2 separate regions of the Homo sapiens genome follow, and region 1 is linked to region 2. Evidence: read pairs that join two places in POLR2A ChIA-PET (ENCODE). Cell type or tissue: MCF 10A. All regions are shown on one strand. Each heading gives the region's core, and the rest is flanking DNA. Links, peaks and the distances in the headings are about the cores only. Region 1 has its middle 22 kb from the start of TMC7. Region 2 overlaps ITPRIPL2 (ITPRIP like 2).

What was found. Peaks named below come from ENCODE experiments on the same cell type or tissue, not always from the same donor. Only the 100,000 strongest peaks of a DNase experiment are listed, where the experiment ranks them.
Region 1: POLR2A ChIA-PET joins it to region 2 with 11 read pairs; 3 of 35 experiments call an interaction of 5 or more read pairs at or near these places.

The regions. Positions count from the first base shown.
Region 1 is chr16:18,955,630-18,968,691 of GRCh38, forward strand. No RefSeq gene overlaps it. Among named protein-coding and RNA genes, the nearest start is that of TMC7, 22 kb to the right of the region's middle. In MCF 10A, for the core only: no CTCF peak of the experiment used is centred there; DNase peaks (open chromatin) are centred at 6,342 and 6,972.
Region 2 is chr16:19,115,523-19,118,022 of GRCh38, forward strand. It overlaps ITPRIPL2 (ITPRIP like 2), which reads left to right. Exons shown (of 1, transcript NM_001034841.4): 1 at 1-2,500. The coding sequence ends at 547. Among named protein-coding and RNA genes, the nearest start is that of ITPRIPL2, 2.8 kb to the left of the region's middle. In MCF 10A, for the core only: no CTCF peak of the experiment used is centred there; DNase peaks (open chromatin) are centred at 1,369 and 1,769.

The DNA.
Region 1 (13,062 bases), core at 5,646-8,145, 150 kb before region 2:
GTTCTACAAATAAATGGAACCAATAGTTACACACAGCGGACCCTTGAACAACACGGCTTTGAACTGAGCAGGTGTCCACTTCTATGTGGATTTGCTTCCACCTCTGCTACCCCTAATGAAGCAGCCTTAATGTCTGGGGTGACACCCAAGGTTCTTGGTCTCATGGCCATAGAGATCAAGGACTTGAACACATACAAAAGGTGAGGTTTAGAGTAGAAATTTAATAGGTGAAAGAAAGAGAATAGCTCCCTGCTACAGAGAGGGGTCCTGGAAAAATGGGTTGCTGAAGCTCAGTGAATCGCAAGGGTTTTTACAGATGAGCTAGTGGGAGGCGGTATTTGATCTACACAGGGCACGGAAAACTGGTTAGGACCAGGTGTGCCGTATGCATAGGGCTTGAATCTCTGGCAGCCCCCACTTCAATTGTTTATTATGCAGGTGTATCCTCTGCCTGAGCTACTCCATGTTGCTTATTTCTTTCACACTGCGCATGTGCTAACAAAAAAGGGAAGGTGGAGCCTCCATGGTGGACCTGCCTGGCCCCAGGTCGTCTTTTCTATCCATGCAGCTGCCCCCACGGTGGACCTGCCTGGCCCCGGGTCGTCCTTTCTATCCATGCAGCTGCCCCCACGGTGGACCTGCCTGGCCCCGGGTCGTCCTTTCTATCCATGCAGCTGCCCCCACGGTGGACCTGCCTGGCCCCGGGTCGTCCTTTCTATCCATGCAGCTGCCCCCACGGTGGACCTGCCTGGCCCCGGGTCGTCCTTTCTATTCATGCAGCTGCCGGCATTCCCCCGTGCAAGCTTCCAGTTTCCCTATCTATGTTTGCAGCCTGATCTTTCAGGCTGCTCCTTTTTAGAAAGTGATTTCTTGGGCTTTTTTTTTTTGTTAGAAGGGAAGTTCTACTGAGGACTCTCTTGCCGTCATTGTCTGCCTAAATAATTTCTTTCTATCTCCTGTATCACTAAGACAGCGAGACCATCCCCTCCTCTTCCACCTCCTCTCAGCCTCCTCAATGTGAAGACAAGGAGGTGAAGACTTTTGTTGTTTTGAGACGGAGTCTTGCTCTGTAGCCCAGGCTGGAGTACAGTGGCACAATTTTGGCTCACTGCAAGCTCCACCTCCTGGGTTCAAGCAATTCTCCTGTCTCAGCCTCCCACTTGAACCCAGGACGTGGAGATTGTAGTGAGCTGAGATCACACCACTGCACTCCAGCCTGGGCAATAGAGTGAGACTCAGTCTCAAAAACAAACAAACAAAACAAAACAAAGCATGCATTAATTGGCTTTAGGTTATCAGTAAGGCTTCTGGTCAATAGTAGTCTATTAGTAGTTAAGTTATGGGGGAGTCAAAAGTTATATGGGAGGCTGGGCATGGTGGCTCACCCCTGCAATCACAGATTTTGGGAGGCTGAGGTGGGAGGATTACTTGAGCCCAAGAGGTTGAGGCCATGGTGTGCTGTGATTGTGCCAATGCACTCTAGCCTTGTTGACAGAGTAAAATTCTCTCTTTCTCTCTCTCAAAAAATAAAAAAGTTTTGGCCAGGCACGGTGGCTCACGCCTGTAATCCCAACAGTTTGGGAGCCGAGGCGGGCAGATCACCTGAGGTCAGGAGTTCAAGACCAACCTGACCAACCCAGAGAAACCCCATCTCTACTAAAAATACAAAAATTAGCTGGGCATGGTGGTGTGTGCCTGTAATCTCAACTGCTTGGGAGGCTGAGGCAGGAGAATCGCTTGAACTCGGGTGACAGAGGTTGCAGTGAGCCGAGATCGCGCCATTGTACTCCAGCCTGGGCAACAGAGCAACACTCCATCTCAAAAAAACAAACAAACAAAAAACATGGGCATGGTGGCCAGCACTTGTGAGGCTGAGGCACAAAGATCACTTGAACGTGGGAGGCAGAGGTTGCAGTGTGCCGAGATCATGCCACTGCACTCCAGCCTGGGTGACAGAGGGAGACTCTAGCTTGAAATTATGTCTTCAGGGATTCTAGCCACAGTTAGACTTGGCTGAAAGAGGCAGGTGCAAGTGAGCAGCAGCCATCCCCCAAGGCCACTGTGGTTAGATGTGGCAATAGACACAGATACCTGTGGGCTCCAGTTTGTCCTTGCTGTCCTCTGCATCTAGCTCTTCTCCTGACTTCTGACCCTGATGACCAACACAGCCCCAGGCCCACCACCAGGTGCTTGGTGGTAGTAGCTACATACAGGCACAGGTTACCATAGAGCGTTCCCTTGGCCATCCTCTTTCAGTGACTAAATGTGCCTGGCTACTCAGATGGACTGGCCAGTACCTCCTCTGAGCCTCCAACTTTCCTCCTAGTCTGTCCCTTCCCCAGCTTCTCCTATGATTCTGTAAGGTCTAATTCCTAGAGTAACTCTCTTATCCCATAGCTCATAGTATTTCTGCATTGAGCCCTGACTGCTGCAATGAACCAGGCTACGCAGACCATGGTGAAGGCCAAGAGAAGCTACTGAAGATCTCTGAGTTAGGTAGTTGGCTTATATCTGTGGGTGCGGCTCCCTTAACTATAGCCAGGTTCAAGATTCTGAACAGAATAGTGTGCTGTGTGGAAAAAATTGCTGTTGGACTGTTTTCCAAATCCCCACAGCTGGTTCCTGCTGTGTTCCCATCTTGTGGGCAAGTAGTTATTAGGATCTTGTCTCAGTCCAGACAAGAGGAAGTGTTTGTGTTGTCATCTGAGAGCCCAAAACAGACTCCTCTTGATTAAGATGGACCCTGCCGGGTGCAGTGGCTCACGCCTGTAATCCCAGCACTTTAGGAGGCGAGGCGGGCAGATCCCGAGGTCAGGAGTTTGAGACCAGCCTGACCAACATGGGGAAAACCCGTCCCTACTAAAAATACAAAAATTAGCTGGGCATGGTGGGGCGTGCCTGTAATCCCAGCTACAGGAGGCTGAAGCAGGAGAATGGCATGTGGCGTGAATTCAGGAGGTGGAGGTTGCAGTGAGCTGAGATTGTGCCACTGCACTCCAGCCTGGGTGACAGAGCAAGACTCCATCTAAGAAAAAAAAAAAAAAAGATGGACTTTAAGGTTAAGGAAACAAAAATTACCTACAGGTCACGGGTTTAGGTATTGGCTGGCATGAATTCCTTCCTAAATTCCTAAATTCCTATGGCTGCAAGAATAACTACACTCTTGCTAAGCTCCCTCACAATAGGAGATGTCAAGGCAAATTATCATACCCCTCCTAACTTTGATTTATACCCAGACTGCTACAACTCTGATTGGACAGAGGACTGACCTTATAGACATTGTCTTCTGATGAGCAACTGCAGACCTTAAGCAGTTTCAGCCGGCTTATAGAGACTGCACACAAACTGTCTTTGTGTCCTATAGCTCACCTTTTGACACAGAGAGCCAAATTCCACCTCATTTTATTGCTAAAACCCCACCCCAATGTGAACATGGGATGTATGTTACACATATGTTTACCCATTGTGCATGTACTTAATTCCCCTCATAAATATGCGTAGTCTTTTCCCCAAACCTGCTGAATATGTATGATTCCATTGTGTAATACAGGCCCTGTAAGGCATAAAACCCAGCCTGCCCTTTCTCCCGTCAAAGAGAGAGCAGCTTCCACACATTCAGGAGACTGTCTCTTCCTGGTTTGTGAACTGATGTCACCAAATACAACTCTCCTGTTACTTAGTCATCTTGGTGGTCTTTGGATGACAGTATCTAACACTTAGAAGGGTTCATGAACAAGAGAACAAACTCCAGTCTTTTGTGGCTATTTATAGTCAACAGCTCAGCTTTGTGGCAGGCACAGGAACAGATTAAGTGAGTTGACTTTCAGACTGAGAGCAGCTCAAAATCTACCATCCATCAGGAAGTGTGTGCAGTAATCCAGGGATAAATACATGTAATTTGCCAAAAGAGGCAGTGGGTGCTATACTTGGAATCAATGTGAAGGTTTTAGAAATATACAGATGCTTGAATTCTGCTGCAACTCATTTAAATCTGGATTTCTGAGGGTGAGGCCTAGACATCTCTACTTTTTTTTTTTTTTTTGAGAAGGAGTCTTGCTTTGTTGACCAGGCTTGAGTGCAGTGGCGCAATCTTGGCTTCCTGTAACCTCTGCCTCCCGGGTTCAAGCGATTCTCCTGCTTCAGCCTCCCGAATAGCTAAGACTACAGGTGCCCGCCACCACGCCCGGCTAATTTTTTGTATTTTTAGTAGAGACAGGGTTTCACCATGTTAGCCAGGATGGTCTCTATCTGCTGACCTCGTGATCCGCTCGCCTTGGCCTCCCAAAGTGCTGGGATTACATGTGTGAGCCACCATGCCCAGCATCACTACTTTTTTTAGTCCAATTTATCAATTTTTTTTTCTTATCTTTTCTGGGACAGGGTCCTGCTCTGTTACCCAGGCTGTAGTGCAGTGGTGCAATCACGGCTCACTGTATCTCAACCTCCTTGGCTAAAGTGATCCTTCTCACTCAGCCTTCCTAGTAGCTGGGACTACAGGTGCATGCCACCGTGCTTGGCTAATTTTTGTATTTTTTGTAGAGATTTGTTTTGCCATGTTGCCCAGGCTGGTCTCAAACTCCTTGGGCTCAAGCAAGACTCCCAAAGTGCTGGAATTACAGGCACGAGCCACTTGCACCCAGCCCTATTTTTTTCTTTTGTCATTTGTGTTTTGGTGTCATATCTAAGACGGCTTTGCTTCACCCAAAGTTACAAAGATTTACTCCTATATTGTCTTCTATGCATCACATTTTAGCTGTTACATTACTGTTTAGTTCTTGAGACAAATGTTCATTAATAAAATCCAAATATATTACTATAAAAACTGTACCTAAGGCTGGGTGCGGTGGCTCACGCCTGTAATCCCAGCACTTTGGGAAGCCGAGGCGGTGGATCACGAGGTCAGGAGATCAAGACCATCATGACTAACATGGGGAAACCCCATCTCTACTAAAAATACCAAAAATTAGCCAGGCATGGTGGCACGTGCCTGTAGTCCCAGCTACTTGGGAGGCTGAGGCAGGAGAATCACTTGAACCCGGGAGGCAGAGATAGCAGTGAGCTGAGATTTGCCACGGCACTCCAGCCTGGGCGACAGAGCGAGACTCCATCTAAAAAAAAAAAAATTAGCCAGGCATGGTGGCGCATGCCTGTAATCCCAGCTACTCAGGAGGCTAAGGCAGGAGAATTGCTTGAACCCAGGAAGCAGAGGTTGTGGTGAACTGAGATTGTGTCATTGCACTCCAGCCTGGGCAACAAGAGCAAAACTCCATCTCAAAACAAACAAACAAACAAAAAACAAAAACAAAAAAAACTGTACCTAAGAAGGGTCATGTCCCTTCTCTCCAAAGGATGCATCTTGTTGGAGGGTCAAAACACACCAGCATTTATCATCACTGCTAGCTGAGGGCCCCAGAGGCAGTCTAGGGCAGTGGTTAAGGGAGCAGATGCCACAGTCAGTTTTCCTAGATCAGCAGTTGGCAGACTTTCTGTACAGGAATGTCTTAGTCTGTTTGTGTTGCTATAAAGGAATACCTGAGACTGGTAATTTGTAAAGAAAAGAGCGTATTTGGCTCATGATTGTGCTGGCTGGAAGACTAGCCATTTGGTGAGAGCCTCAGGCTTCTTCTACTCATGGTGGAAGGGAAAGGGGAGCTCCTGTGTGCAGAGATTACATGGAGAGAGAGAAAGCAAGAGAGAGATGGAGGGTGCAGGCTCTTTTTATTTTTTATTTTTACTTTTATTCTTTTTTTTTGAGACAGGGTCTCAGTCTGTCACCCAGGATGGAGTGCAGTGGTGTGATCACAGTTCACTGCATCCTTGAACTCCTAGGTAGCTGGGACTATTGGTGTGCCACCATGTCCAGTTAATTAAAAAAAAAAATTGTATACAAAAAAAAGGAGCAAGATGGAATCAACTATATCAGATTTTTCTCCCTGTCATAATTTTTGCAAAGGTGATCTCACTGCTGCAGTCCTTCCATTGTCTCCTGCCTGGACACTCAAACCCACAGCACAGTCCCTGCTTTTATTCTCACCCATCCTCTCTCTAGAACTCCAGTTCTGCCCACACAGTGGCTGACTCGCCATCTCTACCTGGACATCCACAGGCCCTGGGACTCAGTGGGTCCCAGACCTAATGGTCATCTCCTTCTTCCCTCCTGCAGCTCCTTGCCTGGTTTCCTGACCCAGGATCCTCCCAGTGACCATCTAGAACCTGGGAATCAGCCTGCCTCCTCCTTCTCATGCTCCCGGACCTATGATCAATCAGTAAGTCCTGTCGGTTCCACCTCCATGTTCTGGCAAATCCATGCCTTCCTCTGCTCCTTTTCTGGGTCACGCCTTCCTTGCAGCAATAGCCCTGGATCTGGTCCAGTTGCCTTCAGTCCGGCCTCCTCCAAAGCTGCCAGGGGACATTTCGTGTTCCCAAACAACTTATTTCTGACCAGGAGCCTCCCTTGCCTAAGAGCATCTCGGTTACCTTCACGTAGAGTAAACTTATGAGAAGAGGCTTTCGTTTTTTTTGAGACAGAGTCTCAGTCTGTCACCCAGTCTGGAGTGTGGTGGCATGATCTCGCCTCACTGCTACCTCCCTTTCCCAGGTTCAAGAGATTCTCATGCCTCAGTCTCCTGAGTAGCTGTGATTACAGGTGCCCGTCACCAAGCCTGAGCAATTTTTGTTTTTTTAGTAGAGACAGGGTTTCACCATGTTGGTCAGGCTGGTCTCCAACTCCTGACCTCAAGTGATCTGCCTGCCTCGGCCTCCCAAAGTGCTGGGATTACAGGCGTCAGCCACTGCACCCGGCTAAGAAGGAGCTTTTTGGAAGCCCCCAGATCTGGTCTCTGCCCACTTTTCCACCTCTAACTACAGATCCAGCCTGCCCAAGCAGGGTGACACCTAGCTCCCAGAACTCGAGGGCACACCCCGCTCACCCAGCTGTACTCTGCCAGGCATTCCTTTCCTCTTTCCCTCACCTACTTGGCAGACGAGCTTCTCTTCAAGTCCCAGCAAGTCTGTGTCTTTGTGGTGAAGCCACTTAATCCCCCACGTACTGATGGCTCTGGGCTCGTTTTTACAAGAATGAAATTTGCTTGTCATTTCCCTGACCCCTCGTGTAAATTCTTTGAAGGCATATATATATATATATATATATATATATATATATATATATATATAAAATTATTTTTTTTTAGGTAACTTTTGTCTTCTTAGAATGCTTGGCACTTGGCAAATATCAACATGTAAATATTCGTTGAGCAAATAAATGTTTGCTAAGGAAATGAGCTGTATCAGGGCTGGATTACCCAATAGAGTTTAGGGCCAGTAGCAAAACAGGGGAGACCCCCAAATTATTTAGAAATAATTTGATATTTAATAGTTGGATAAAAGCATTGAAGCATCATAATGAGAAAATGAGAATTTTGGAGGATGTCTTTACATTCCTTTCACTGCTTTGTTTGTTTGAGGCAGGGTCCCACTCTGTCACCCAGGATGGAGTACAGTGGTGTGATCGTGGTTCACTGCAGCCTCAACCTCCGAGGCTCAAGTGATCCTCCCGTCTCAGACTCCCAAGTAGCTGTGCACCACCATGCCAAACTGGTTTTTTATATTTTCTAGAGATGGGGTCTCACTATGTTGCTGGTCTCAAATCCCTGAGCTCCAGTGATCCTCTTGCTTCAGCCTCCCAAAGTGCTGGGATTACAGGAGTGAGACCCTGGGCGCAGCCAATTTTATATATATATGTATATATATACATATATATACACGTATTTATATATGTATATATACACATATATATACATATATACATATATACATGTATATATACATATATACACGTATATGTACATATATACGTATATATACACATATATACGTATATATATATGTTTGTTTGTTTTGTTTTGTTTTGTTTTGTTTTGTTTTGTTTTGTAGAGACGGCATTCACTATGTTGTCCAGGGTGGTAACTCCTGGACTCAAGTATTCTGCCGGCCTCGGGCTTCCAAAGTGCTGAGATTACAGGCATGAGCCACTGCACCTGGCCTCTTCTTGATTTATTTACCTTTATTTATTTGTATTTATTTATTTATTTTTAGATGGAGTTTTGCTCTTGTTGCCCAGGCTGAAGTGCCATGGTGTGATCTCGGCTCACTGCAACCTCTGCCTCCTGGGTTCAAGCGATTCTCCTGCCTCAGCCTCCCAAATAGCTGGGATTACAGGCATGCGCCACAAGGCCCAGCTAATTTTGTATTTTTAGTAGAGATGGGGATTCCCTATGTTGGTCAGGTTGGTCTGGAACTCCTGACCTCAGGTAATCCGCCCGCCTCTGCCTCCCAAATTGCTGGGATTACAGGCGTGATCACCGTGCCCAGCCTTTACCTTTATTTTTCAAGCTGAATTATACTATTGTTTTTTAAATAGCAGACTTTAAAAAGAGCAATTTTACAGAAACAGCAGGTTTACAGACAATTGAGCAGAAAGTCCAGGAAGTTCCCAGATATTACTTTCACCCCCCTTCCTTTAGTTTCCCCATTATTGACATCTTGCATTGGTGTGGCACACCTGTTAAAATTGATGAACCAAATTGATACATTATTATTAATTATAGGTAATCGTTTACATTAGGGTTCACTCTTGGTGTTGTACATTCTATGTTTTTCTTTTCTTCTTTTTTTTTTTTTTTTGAGATGGAGCGTCACTCTTGTTGCCCAGCCTGGAGTGCAATGGCGTGATCTCGCCTCACCGTAACCTCCACCTCCTGGGTTCAAGCTATTCTCCAGCCTCAGCCTCCCAAGTAGCTGGGATTACAGGCATGTGCCACCACGCCTGGCTAATCTTGTATTTTTAGTAGAGACGGGGTTTCACCATGTTGGCCAGGCTGGTCTCGAACTCCTGACCTCGGGTGATCCACCTGCCTCGTCCTCTGAAAGTGCTGGGATTACAGGCGTGAGCCACCATGCCCAGCTGATCCCTATTTTTCTAGGGGTGAACATCTGTGGGTAGGGTTTGGCTGACACATCTGCAGTGCCACTAAGAATGGCAAGTTTCTTTATTAGCTTCTCAGTATCAGCTCTGGCCTGAGATTCATGGTCTGGTCATTCAGACCAATGCTCCGAAGTCCCATAAAGAAGCAAAAACCAGGTTAGGTGTATTGGCTCTTGCCTGTAATCCCAGCACATTGGGAGGCTGAGGCAGGAAGCTCTCTTGAGCCCAGGAGTTGGAGACCAGCCTGGGCAACATAGTAAGACTCTGTCTCAATAAAAAAAAAAAGAAAAAATTAAAAAATTAGCTGGGTGTGGGCCGGGCACGGTGGCTCACGCCTGTAATCCTAGCACTTTGAGAGGCCGAGGTGGGTGGATCATCTGAGGTCAGGAGTTCGAGACCAGCCTGACCAACATGGAGAAACTCCATCTCTACTAAAAATACAAAAAAAAAAAAAAATTGCCAGGCCTTGGAGGGGCACCTGTAATCCCAGCTACTTGGAAGGCTGAAGCAGGAGAATCACTTGAACCCAGGAGACGGAGGTTGCGGTGAGCTGAGATTGCGCCATTGCACTCCAGCCTGGGCAACAAGAGCGAAACACCGTCTCAAAAAAAAAAAAAAATTAGCTGGGTGTGGTGGCACGTGCCTGTCATTTCAGCTACTCAGGAGGATGAGGCAGAAGGGTCTCTTGAACCTGGGAAACTGAGGCTGCAGTGAGCCAAGATTGCGCCACTGGACTCCAGTCTGGACAACAACAGAGACCCTGTCTCAAAAAGCAAAACAAAACAAACACAAAGCAGGCCGGGTGCGGTGGCTCACGCCTGTAATCCCAGCTACTCAGGAGGCTGAGGCAAGAGAATCACTTGAACCCGGGAGATGGAGGTTGCAGTGAGCCGAGATTGCGCCATTGCACTCCAGCCTGGGGAAAAAGAGTGAAACTCCGTCTCAAAACAAACAGACAAACAAACAAACAAACAAACAAACAAACAGCAAAAACAAGGCAGATGAGAACTGTTATGTAAAAGCCAAGGGCTCTGGTCTGTGAGCATCCCGTTTCCTGTCTTTGCATCCTGCAGATTAAAAAGGCCCTTCTGCTTCTCGTAAATCCCAAAGTCACATCACTCAACACAGTTGTCAGGTTGCGACTGGTTGAAATGCGGACAGGATTTAAGACTTTGAAAATAGACAGAGATGGACACATCAGAAAGAACAGAAAGACCCGGGGACATCCTGCATCTCTGCAGATTGAAGGTATCTCATGTGTATAAATTAATACAAATATATGACTTGCTCACACAGCCAGGGCTGGGACTCAACCCCTGGGACTGCTGGGAAACTTCTTTTTATTTTTTCTTTTTTTTTTGAGATGGAGTCTCGCTCTGTCGTCCAGGCTGGAGTGCAGTGATGCGATCTCGGCTCACTGCAAGCTCCGCCTCCCGGGTTCATGCCATTCTCCTGCCTCAGCCTCCTGAGTAGCTGGGACTACAGGCACCCGCCACCACGCCTGGCTAATTTTTTGTATTTTTAGTAGAGACAGGGTTTCACTGTGTTAGCCAGGATAGTCTCGAACTCCTGACCTCGTGATCCGCCCAACTTGGCCTCCCAAAGTGCTGGGATTACAGACGTGAGCCACTGTGCCTGGCCACTTTTTCTTTTTTTTGAGACAGAGTCTCGCCCTGTCGCCCAGGCTGGAGTGTAGTGGTGCAATCTTGGCTCACTGCAACCTCCACCTCCCAGGTTCAAGCAATTCTCCTGCCTCAGCCTCCTGTGTAGCTGGGATTAGAGGCCACCACACCTGGCTAATTTTTGTATTTTTAGTAGAGACAGGGTTTCACCATGTTGGACAGGCTGGTCTCGAACTCCTGACCTTAAGTGATCGGCCCACCTTAGCCCCGCAAAGTGCTGGGATTACAGACGTAAGCTACCGTGCTCTGCCAATTTCTGGGAAACTTCTGCAGTACAATATTGCCACCTGGAATTTAGTCCCTTAGTATGTGTCTCCCTTAGTATGTGTCTGCCAGGGCAGTTTCCACACTAGAGCGAAACAATTTATTTGTCCGTCTCCCCATTCCCACCCCCACCCCCAACTCCCACTTTAGGATACAAACTCTAGGGGCCAGGCATGGTGGCTTATTCCTGTAATCCCAGCACCTTGGCAGAATCACTCGAGCCCAGGAGTTTGAGACCATCCTGGACAATACAGCGAGACCCCATCTCTATAAAACATTTAAAAATTGGCCAGACATGGTGACACGCACTTGTAGTCGCAGCTACTTGGGAGGCTGAGATGGGACGAGGCTGCACTGAGTCAAGATTGCATTACTGCACTCCAGCCTAGGTGACAGAGCCAGCCCCCATCTTAAAAAAATTAACCAGGTGTTACGGTGTGTACCTGCAATCCCAGCTACTCAGGAGCCTGAGGCCAGAGGATTGCTTGAGTCCAGCAGTTGGAGGCTGCATTGAGCTGTGATCATGCTACTGCACCCATAAGGGCAGGAATTTTTTCTTTTCTTTTTAACTGAGGTGAAATTCACATTACATAAACTGTACAATTCAGGACATTCACAATGTCAAACAGTCATCACCTCTATCTAGCTCCAAAATGTTTTCATCACCCCAAAGAAGACCTCATACCCATTAAGCAGCCATTCTCCATTCTCCCCTCCACCTCCACTGGCAACCACCAATCTATTCTCTGTCTGTGGATTTGCCTATTCTGGACATTTCATATAAATGAAATCACCCAATTTGCGACTTTTTGTGTCTACCTTCTTTCACTTAGCATTAAAGCTTTTGTGGTTCATCTACATTATAGCATGTAGCAGCACTTTATTTATTTATTTATTTATTTTTGAGATGAAGTTTTGCTCTTGTTGCCCAGGCTAGAGTGCAATGGTGCGATCTCGGCTCACCACAACCTCTGCCTCCCGGGTTCAAGCAATTCTCCTGCCTCAGCCACCCAAGTAGCTGGGATTACAGGTGCACACCACCACATCTGGCTAATTTTTGTATTTTTAGTAGAGATGGAGTTTCTCCATGCTGGTCAGGCTGATCTCCAACTCCCTACCTCAGGTGATCTGCCTGCCTTGGCCTCCCAAAGTGCTGAGATTACAGGCATGAGCCATCATGCCTGGCCTCTTTTTTATGGCTGAATAATGTTCCGTTGCACAAATAACCCACATTTTGTTCATTTACTTATTTATTTTTTGAGACAGAGTCTTGCTCTGTTGCTAGGCTGGAGTGCAATGGTGCAATCTCGGCTCACTGAAACCTCTGCCTCACCAGTTCAAGTGATTCTCTTGCCTCAGCCTCCCAAGTAGCTGGGATTACAGGTGTGAGCCACCACACCTGGCTAATTTTTGTATTTTTAAAATTTATTTTATCTTTTTTCTTTTGAGACGGAGTTTCACTCTTGTTGCCCAGGCTGGAGTGCAATGGTGTGATCTCAGCTCACCGCAATCTCCGCCTCCTGGGTTCAGGTGATTCTCCTGCCTCAGCCTCCCAAGTAGCTGGGATTACAGACATGCACCACTACGCCTGGCTAATTTTGTATTTTTAGTAGAGACAGGGTTTCTCCATGTTGGTCAGGTTGGTTTTGAACTCCCGACCTCAGGCGATCCGCCTGTCTCAGCCTCCCAAAGTGCTGGGATTACAAGCGTGAGCCACTGCGCCCGGCCTAATTTTTGTATTTTTATTAGAGATGTGGTTTCGCCATGTTGGCCAGGCTGGTCTCCAACTCCTGATCTCAAATGGTCCTCCTGCCTTGGCCTCCCAAATTGCTGGGATTACAGGCGTGAGCCACTGCACCAGGCTCATTTTTCCATTCTCTTTTTTTTTGAGACAGAGTCTTGTTGCTCTGTCACCCAGGCTGGAGTGCAGTGGCATGATCTCGGCTCACTGCAACCTCCGCCTCCCGGGTTCAAGCAATTCTCCTGCCTCAGCCTCCCAAATAGCTGGAATTACAGGTGCATGCCACCATGCCTGACTAATTTATGTATTTTTTTAAGTAAAGGCGGAGTTTCACCATATTGGCCAGGTTGGTCTCGAACTCCTGACCTTGCGATCCACCCACCTTGATTCCC
Region 2 (2,500 bases), core at 1-2,500:
GGAGCAGAAGCTGCTGAGTTGGCTGCAGGAACGGGCAGCTCCAGGTGCCTGCTACCTCAAGTGCCTGCAGTTGCTTAAGGCTCTGCGCGATCTGGGGGCCCGTGGGCTGGACTCAGCGGCCGCCACCCAGTGGGGACGCATCCTATCCTCATATGTGCTCAAGACAGTGCTGCTGGCAGTGCTGCTGCGCAAGGGGGCCCCTGGGCAAGGCTGGGACGAGGAGCACCTGGGAAGGTGTTTGGAGGAGTTGGTGCAGTTCCTTAGGGACTGCCTGCTGCGACGCCATACGCTCTTCCACTGCGTCCTGGGCCCTGGTGGGGCGGCTGCCGAGGTGGGTCCCCTGCCCAAGGCACTGAGGGAAGCCGCCCCAGTTGACCTCCTGGCCGCTTTCGACGGGCACGCCCGGGAACTTGCAGCAGCGCGGTTGCTGTCCACGTGGCAAAGGCTGCCCCAGCTTCTCCGGGCCTACGGGGGTCCCCGCTACCTTGCCAGGTGCCCCCCACCCCGGAGTCAGCGCACCCAGGGCTTCCTTGAAGGTGAACCGTAAACCCTGACAGCACCCCCACCTGACCAAATGCTCCTAAAGCCTTTCCCACTGGGTGGGGGTGGGAATGGCGGTGAAGCCAGTTAAATGCAAGATTGCAGAAGGCATTGGAAAATTTGGTGGCTGCCACAAGCTTTAGTGGCTTAAATATCACCTTCTCGCTTCACAGTCCAGTATAATATGACATCTTCACACCCACTAGAGTGTCCTGGGCAAACCATGGGAAGACATCCAACAGGAGACCCAAGAATTGGTTCAAATATTGTTCTGTGTAGACGGATTCTGTAGAAGGATGTGGCTTTTAGAGAAGTCCAGTAGAAGAAGCAAGAACTAGCTGCAGGGAAAGTTCCTTCTGTCGGTTTTTAGACACAGATCTCTCTGCCCAAATTAAAAAAAAACAAAACAAAACACTAAAGTTTTTGACACAATTACTTGCTAGGTACTGGGTTCCTGATTGTCTTTAAAAAGAAAAATCTGAATCTTTATTTGCAACTGGAATTGAAGTTCTATTTTAGGGGCTAATGTTTAGAGGAACATAATTTCCACTGTTCAAATTAATATTAATGTATTTTTAAAATGGTGCAATCACAGGTGTTTGACAAGATTGTCAACAAGTTAAGTCACATAGATGGAAAGGCAATCGAGAGTTGGTTAGAGAAGCTTCCAGAGAAAATAGCACTTTATATTGATCAATTCACTCATTTTGTGGTAATTGCTAGCACCAAGCATTGCATCTGAAAGGGAAGCCAGTTATATTTATTATTAAATGTACAACCTTGAAAAGCAGCCAGCATGCTTGCCTAACTAACATCGCCGCAGGCCACAAGCTGGGATATGTACCTGTCCGTCAACATCCATTCATTAAACTACCTACTACCAGCCAGAGATGTCTGGAACCAAAGTAGCAACCAAATACATATTCAAGACAACACTGGTGAAGGCATAAAACATGTTGGCTTTGGAGAAAGATGTGTTTTAGGCTTTGCCTGTAAAGGTGTTTCTCCAAGGCTGGCTGCTGGCTGGAGACAGAAAACTTTTTTGTTTTAAGGTTTTTAGCAAACTCCTTCACAAAGAGATTTCTTTCTGAGCTTAATGAGCTAATGAAGAGGAAATGCCTGCTGCTTAGCATGTGGTTTGTGCTGGGTCTCTAACCATTGATGGTTCTTCCTTGTCCAGGCAGTCTTACGTGGTCCAAGAGACCTGTTGATTCAGCACAGGTCTTGCAAAACATTTCACTTATAGTTCAGTATCTTGGGCTCTGTGCTTGAAGATCAGTTACTCCCTGGTCGTGGGCAGAGGAGACAAATTAGGAAAAGAGCAAGGGAGACAGCCCTTGACGGCAGTCTGTCTCTTTTCTCTTTAGGTGTCAGTATCACCAGGTTGGGTGTATTTTGCAGCTGGGAGGAGCCGGTCCTGGAATTCTTCCTTGTTCTCCCAAATTTATAACAGTCCTCAATTGCAGTTTAAGTTCAGCATGGCCCCTCATCTGCTTGCCTGATTGGAAATGCAGCCAGTCCAAGTGTTACAAATTGGGATTTTTTTGTTTTCTAAATAAAAACATGTACTTCCTCAGACTCTTAAAGCTAAAATTTGGAAGACAGAAATGCCTATGTGAATAGAATCATTGTTGAAGTTCTGAGCTCTTTTGAGGGAACTCTATAAGCCTTCTTTCTTTAGGGGATCCACTTGCCTGCTGTGGGAAATCATAGTGAGTGATTTACAGGAATCCTTCTCCTCCAAGCTGCATTGGCTTCTTATATCCTTTGCGACCTTGGGCTGAAAGAGAAACAGCTGCAAATGTTGTGCTGTCTCTTTGAGGTTGTCTTGGGGACAGTTCCCCGCAAAGGTCATTCCTAGCTTTTGAGGTCAATGTTGGGTCATAAGGTACTGCATTGTGCAAAGAAGTCAGTCTGCTAACTTTATGCAAAGATAGAAACTGCACGGTATTTTTTAAAA